Regions from separate parts of the Homo sapiens genome. Here region 2 is linked to region 1. A link is a loop called in an ENCODE intact Hi-C map of the cell type or tissue named here. Cell type or tissue: B cell. All regions are shown on one strand. Each heading gives the region's core, and the rest is flanking DNA. Links, peaks and the distances in the headings are about the cores only.

Evidence for each region. Hi-C counts contacts between places; a loop is a spot of excess contacts. Peaks named below come from ENCODE experiments on the same cell type or tissue, not always from the same donor. Only the 100,000 strongest peaks of a DNase experiment are listed, where the experiment ranks them.
Region 2: it touches region 1 in a loop (28-fold over the local background); 2 of 110 quality-filtered maps call a loop at or near these places.

The regions. Positions count from the first base shown.
Region 1 is chr7:105,011,320-105,015,980 of GRCh38, forward strand. It overlaps KMT2E (lysine methyltransferase 2E (inactive)), which reads left to right and starts at 2,886. Exons shown (of 27, transcript NM_182931.3): 1 at 2,886-3,216. KMT2E-AS1 (KMT2E antisense RNA 1) reads right to left here and starts at 2,822. Exons shown (of 1, transcript NR_024586.1): 1 at 1-2,822. RefSeq lists enhancers at 1,436-1,805, 1,895-2,434, 2,226-2,275, 2,596-2,715, 2,976-3,205 and 1 more and silencers at 2,426-2,475, 2,826-2,915. In B cell, for the core only: CTCF peaks have their summits at 2,384 and 2,583; DNase peaks (open chromatin) are centred at 1,562, 1,762, 2,322, 2,892 and 1 weaker place; H3K4me3 peaks cover 2,500 bases; H3K27ac peaks cover 2,500 bases.
Region 2 is chr7:103,281,741-103,284,240 of GRCh38, forward strand. No RefSeq gene overlaps it. Among named protein-coding and RNA genes, the nearest start is that of PMPCB, 14 kb to the right of the region's middle. In B cell, for the core only: CTCF peaks have their summits at 1,260 and 1,497; no DNase peak of the experiment used is centred there.

The sequences.
Region 1 (4,661 bases), core at 1,070-3,569:
TAAGGAAATAGCACAACCTTGACCTCAGGTTCTTTTCAGGTCCAGCAATCATTTTCTCGTAGCACCAAGTATAAGCGCTCTGCCAAGAAGTAGGCCAGATTTTGGCTGCAAATGTGTTTGTTGAATAACTCCCCACCCTCTACACCACCCAAAAGGAGAAGCCCTTTAAAAATTATTTGCTAGTTTTGACTACTTTAACTAGTTTGGCTAAGTGGGAAAAACGAAAAACAAACTTAGTCTACCTTAATGAATATGCCAAAATAGCCCCTAAAACTGCTGGATATTTTCTCCTATCGAGATTTCAAAAGCTAAAAGTATAGTTTGTACTACTATAAAAGTGCTTCAAATTTCATGATGATGCAGGAACCTTAAGGAATAATATTCACCGGAAGTGCTTATAATTGCATCTTTTATTTTTAAAAACTACAAAAGGGCAACAGAAAGAAAGCAGACTTGAAAGTACTGAAAAGTCTTACAACTTAATACAGTTTAAAACACGGCTTTTATTCCGTATTACTAATGCCCAGTGCAAAAAAAAAAAAAAAAAAAAAAAGCAGGCCCGGCGCGGTGGCTCATGCCTATAATCCCAGCACTTTGGGAAGCTGAGACGGGCGGATCTCGAGAGTTCGAGACCAGCCTGGTCAATGGGGTGAAACCCCGTCTCTACTAAAAATAGAAAAAATTAGCAGGGTGTGGTTGTGGGCGCCTGTAATCCCAGCTACCTGGGAGGCTGAGGCAGGAGACTCGCCTGAACCCGGGGAGGCGGAGGTTGCAGTGGGCCGAGATCTCGCCTCTGCACTCCAGCCTGGGCACAAAAGAGCGAATCCCACCGACAAAACTATATTCTTAAGGGATGTACAGACAGAAAACTGAAATAAAGAACAGGAATCACAGGAGGAAGGAAGAGTCTGAAAAGGGCCCTTAAATTCAGATGGCTGCTTATGCCTTTTCAAAGCAATTAAAGTGTTCCTGGGTGTTATTTACACCTTTAAATTTGTTTCCAAACTTTGGAAATACTTTTCTATTTCAATCTGAGAAACTGTTTCCTCAGAAAGTAATCGATCCTCCTTGACGTTGTACCCCCAGAAGCTGGTCTACCCCTCGCTAGGCCTCCCAGAGGCCCTCAAGGACTCCTAGTTGATTCCGAGTCCCACGTCAGGGAACTACCACCTTACATAAGTATACTTTGCGGGGAGAAAGGCAGATAAGAAAATAGGGCGCCAAACCTTCTCCACCAACAGCCGTCACACCCCACGAGGACTGTCCTGCGGGGGCTTTCCCCTGGGAGCCGCAGCTGTTCTGCCGTATGGGGGAGGGGAACGCTTTCCAACAGTCATCTCTTCCTCTTCAGGCCGCCAACGCCGACCGCACCACAGTCTCCTCCGCCCAAGCCCTGTCCCCTCCCCCGCCCCGGCCTGGGTCGGAGCCAAACCCCACAGGAATGCAGCCCGGTCACATGCGCTGCGGCGGTGGACGTGCCTCTCCCCCCGCGCCCCAAAGAGACCCAGCGCCATCTTGCCCTGACGCAGTTACAAAAGTCACGGGAGAAATCCTGTCTCCTCCTCCGCGCCAGCGCCCCAAAGTTTTGCAGAGGCCGAGCCGGGGCCCTCACCTCGCGCAGGGACAGTAGAAAATGGTCAGGGAAGAGCCTTGCGATTCCCTTCGCCACTGCTTGGGTTCCATATCGGCCGCGGCAGCAACGATCACCATCGTCACTTCTCCCTCTCTACCTTTGCAACAGCCTCCCCCTACGGCTTTGGCCCCACCCGCTGCTGCAGGATGAGGTCATCGCCAGCCAACCACGACGCGCCCGACAGGACACATCAGGCGCTGATTGGCTGCCGAGACCGCCTCTGCCTCTCCCCACTCCGCTTCCCCCAGCGCTCTGGGTCGCTGCGGGGCAAGGGGAAGACGGAAACCATTTCGGGGAAAGACCCCCAAAACAAGAGCCGGAATCGCCGTGTCATTTTAGTGGGGAAACCCTTCTTTTATTCTTTGGTCTCCCCCTTTTTTCTTCGAGATCACTGTCTGTCCCTCCCTCGTTTAATCACCGCCATATAAAGGAATTCCCACTCCCCTCCCCGCACATTGTCCCACCGGTGGGGAAATCCTTCCCCGAGGCCAAGAGAAGTATAGGAGGCAGCGACGGCAACTGCACCGACGGCAACGGCAGCTTTTTACCCCGAAGCACGGTGGCAGGGAGGCGGCGTTGACGGTGGCTGCATTTTTCCGGCTGCTTCTCCCCCCGACCTCTTCCGTTTCTTGCTCCTCCATCGAGACAGCACTAGACTCGCCAGCTCCGCTTTTATCCGGTGCCCGGAGCCTGCGCACTGGAGCCTCCTCAGCCCCTAGTGGGCGTCGAGTGACACCCCAACCGGGTTCACCCAGCGCTGGAGGCCAGACTGGGCTGGGGGAGGAGGGGGAGAGGAACGGGGAGACGGGACTGGGGTTGTTTGGGAGGGGGAGAAGGTGTATCGCTTTCGGAGGGTGACGGGAGGGAGTTCGTTCCCAAGCCCTGCTGTCCTTGTTCGTGCACCCAATACTGGCATGCCCAAGCTCACCTATATCCAGACTTGAGGGCCACTGGGGGAAAGGGGGAAAGAACCAGTCCCACCGAATACCGACACTTCCTCAAACCTTCGGTGGATTGTTGAATGCATCTGTTGTCAGAAAGACAGAGATTCCGTCCCCCTCACCGCCTCCAGTTTGCTATCTTCGAGCCTCCGCGGAGAGGCAACGGCGGGCGGCAGCCCACAAGCAAAATGGCGCCGGGCAGCTTCATCCCCTCCCCCTCTGCCCCTGCGGAGCGGGACGGGCGTACCCCGTGCACTTGCCGCCGCCGCCGCCGCCGCCGCGGCCGCCGCCGCCGCCGCCGCCATTTTCCCAGAGCGAGAGGCAGTGACACTGAGCGGGCGCAGGGGGCCGAGTCGGAGACCGTGCCGGAGTTCGGGAGCGGCAACAGAGTGGGCATAGACACTCCGAGCAGCCTCGCCGTCGTCTCTGCGTTCCTGTTGACTGCCTGGCTGCCCCCTCCCCTACTCCTCGGTTCCTGGTGAAGAGGCTGCGCGCTGCTGTTTGGGGAGGGGGTGTGTGGAGCCGGGTCCTGTGTCCGCAGTGGCTGCTGTCGGGGGGTCGCCTGTTCGCGGAGGTGCGGAGAGACTCCTTGGGGGTCGAGCACATAACGGGGTTCGGGTGTCTCGTGTGTGAACATCACAGGTTAGTGCCTGTCGTCTCCATGGGAGTTCCTGGGGCTTGCGGGGTTGGGGTACTTGTGTTTCAAGGGGGAGGGAGGTCTCTCATCTTTATCCTTAAGCTGGGGGAGCCGACGTTGACTCTCAGGTGTCTTTGCCGGCGCAAGACGTTGCTTGCTTAAATCGAATTTATTCTTTCTTCTCCCTGACCCTAGAAATGGAGCATTATGGCGGGTTTTAGGGTTGGGAAAGGGGTAACTGGCAGTTAAACCCCCTTGAGAGTGGGGGAGTTAGGGAGGGGGCGCACTCCTCATTGGCAGCGGGTTAAGGCCGCTTGAGTGAAGACGGAGGCTTGTGACTGTTAGTAGGGTTTGTGTCGAAGTGGTCCCAGGAGCTGCCAGCGCTCCCTTTTCTCAACCGCGTCTTGTTCAGGTGCTGAAAAGCCATATAGGCCCCATTTTCTTCTTCCATTTCTTGACGGGCAGTCTCTGGTATAATGTGCACATGAATACGAAGGGGGTAAGAAGAACGCCCTGGGCATCTCTCTTTGTGGGAGAGCGAGACAGCTAGCTCCTCATCCTCTCCTGGAGAGGGTAAACCCGCCCCTGAAGTGGTCACCCCAGTACCCAGCCTTCTCAGTCTCCTCCCCCACTCCTTTTGCATTACCGCCGTCCTTTACTGTGCCGGAGCCTTAGGATCTACAATATGGCTCATTTCAGAAAAGCTTATTTTGACCAAGGGATTGGCACAAATTCTATGGCAGCAGACACAGATGAGAAACAAACGGTTCACTGTGCTAAACGGGGTGGGGGTGAGAAAAAAACAATCCAGAGTGCTCTCTTCTACTGGCCTTAGTTCCGTATAGATCCGTCCTTGCTGGGCTCTGTCTTAAGAACGATACAATTTAAAGTCAAAGAGGAATCGCTAGAGTTAGCTCTAGAGTAAACCTCGTTTTGCCTATTTTGTTCCCTTTTTAGAGATGTGAATAAGGTAAGGTGTTTGGAGTTCTGGAGACCTTGGAGAGAATTAAGTGAGGTGCATTCAACTCGAGGCTGGAGACATGAATACCTATTTGGAAAATAGTCTGTTTTTTTCCTTCAATTTCTGAGATGGGGAGTAAAAACTGAAATTTCCCTCTTTTGTCCTTTACAGATTCTAAAAATGGCGGCCCCAGGCTGATGTTGTGGTAATCTAATCAGCTCGGGTCCTCCACACCCCATGCAGTGCGTTTGTCTGCAGCATATTACAGGCTTATTATGTTTACATGAAAAGACTGGGCTGTTTTTCCTTCCCCGAGCCAGTTACAAAAATGTGTTGATTTTTTACTGCAAATTACAGTGCTGTGTTTTAGCTGATTAATTTGATTCGTTTTTCCTGAAAGGCAAATAAAATGTCTCCACTTTTGAAAAAAAAAAACAGCCTTGCAAATTTCAGTGGTGATGATGGGTGCGCTTCAACATTAAAAAAAAA
Region 2 (2,500 bases), core at 1-2,500, 1.7 Mb before region 1:
TCTCCAGCCCATATTAATTATGCTTTTTCTCCAGCCCATATAATTATGCAATATATTCTTGCATTATCTTATCATCTTTGAAACAGAGATGCCTCATGATTTAGCTTTTATATATATATGTTTTTATTATACTTTAAGTTCTAGGGTACACGTGCACAACGTGCAGGTTTGTTACATATGTATACATGTGCCATGTTGGTGTGCTGCACCCATTAACTCAACATTTACATTAGGTATATCTCCTAATGCTATCCCTCCCCGCTCCCCCCACCCCACGACAGGCCCCGGTGTGTGATGTTCCCCTTCCTGTGTCCAAGTGTTCTCATTGTTCAATTCCCACCTGTGAGTGAGAACATGCGGTGTTTGATTTTTTGTCCTTGTGACACTTTGCTGAGAATGCTGGTTTCCAGCTTCATCCATGTCCCTACAAAGGACATGAACTCATCATTTTTTATGGCTGCAGAGTATTCCATGGTGTATATGTGCCACATTTTCTTAATCCAGTCTATCATTGATGGACATTTGGGTTGGTTCCAAGTCTTTGCTATTGTGAATTGTGCCGCAATAAACATATGTGTGCATGTGTCTTTATAGCAGCATGATTTATAATCCTTTGGGCATATACCCAGTAATGGGATGGCTGGGTCAAATGGTATTTCTACTTCTAGATCCCTGAGGAATCGCCACACTGACTTCCACAATGGTTGAACTAGTTTACAGTCCCACCAATAGTGTAAAAGTGTTCCTATTTCTCCACATCCTCTCCAGCACCTGTTGTTTCCTGACTTTTTAATGATCGCCATTCTAACTGGTGTGAGATAGTATCTCATTGTGGTTTTGATTTGCATTTCTCTAATGGCCAGTGATGATGAGCATTTTTTCATGTGTCGGCTGCATATTATTTAGCTTTTTTTTTTTTTCTCAAGATAGGGTCTCACTGTCACACAGGCTAAAGTGTGATGGTGCTCACTGAAACCTTGAACTCCTGGGCTCAAGGTATCCTCCTGCCTCAGCCTCCTGAGTAGCAAGGACTACAGGTGCAGGCCACCACACACAGCTAATTTGTTTATTTTTGTAGAGATGGGGTATCACTATGTTGCCCAGGCTGGTCTAAAACTCCTAGCCTCAAGCATTCATGCCGCCTCTGCCTCCCAAAGTATTGGGATTACAGGTATGAGCCACTGCACCTGGCTGCAAATTATCTGTCTTACATAGAGATCTCTAATCCGGTTATGGATACCTAAAACTTGCCTCAGTTTTTCCTTTGTCTTTTAGTAAAACAATTGGGAATTTTAAAAAATGCAATTAAACTATGTAACCAGCAGATGGCAATAATGATCTGTAAATCAAAATTTCAAAACTTAGTTACTTATTAAATTCATTCTTTAAAAAAAATCACTGTTCTTATAATAAATCCATTTACTAAATATGAAATGTAGGAAAATTCCAAATGTAACCCCACATAAAAATTACATTGCATATTTCATATGTCAAAATAATTAAGATATTCATCATGGCCAAGATTTAGTTTTCCAAATAATAATGACTTTGTTTTAATTGATTCGAATAATTTATTAGATTTAAAGTTTTAACTTTGCACAAATACATATATATAATTTAAGTGGATAGTTAAGTTCCATCTCTAGCCTCCAGGCTAGATAGAGGTAGTTTAGCAAAGACCATTTTGAAAACATTACAAACTTTTCCGGTTATAATTTGGTAATTTAAAATGTGAATTTCACTTTAATTGAAACTTTCTGCATAAAAGATTGGTTTTTATTTGTGCTGTCTCATAATTTCTTATGCATTAAGATACTTTTCCCCCTTTGTACAGTGCAAGGAGTTGGAATTGGCACCAAAGTATTAGTCTCTACTTTATCAGCATTAGTTATTCCCAAAGATGGTGGCAAAATTCTTAGGATCTCATAGTTATTTTATTTAGTAATTTTATTTATTTTCATTATACCTTTCTAAGACTTTTTCTACAAATTCAAACATGAAATACATCCTTTGTTTAATTTTGTAGCTCCATTTTTGCCTTCGAAAAATAGGATAGCCATAGGTATGTTCTTCTTGGAGCTTACTTATTTTCTAGGTAATTTCAAATGGTCTGCTTATAAATGTTAAAAGATCCTTTCAAATTCTTCTTCAGCAAGTTGCCTCCACTAAAAAAGTGTCTTTGGACATGTGTATTTTATAAAACAACTGCTTCAGTCTAAAACCTTTCTTGGATTTACATATCTTGGATTGACTCATTTTTAAATAGCATATTTGCTGCTATCGAATTACTTTACAGAGCCTCTTTAAATTCATATTGGATGCAGGTCTTCATCAAGGAGAAAGTGGAAAGACACCAACTTGCCGTGAAGCATACAGCAAGTTTAGATGTAAATGCATCTGTAAGTGATACTTTGCACAATGCTGTCTTTTGGACTATGGAAGAAAGGCATCTGTAATAACAAGTTGGAATTTCCAAGAGTTCCAATCTATTTTCTGTGTC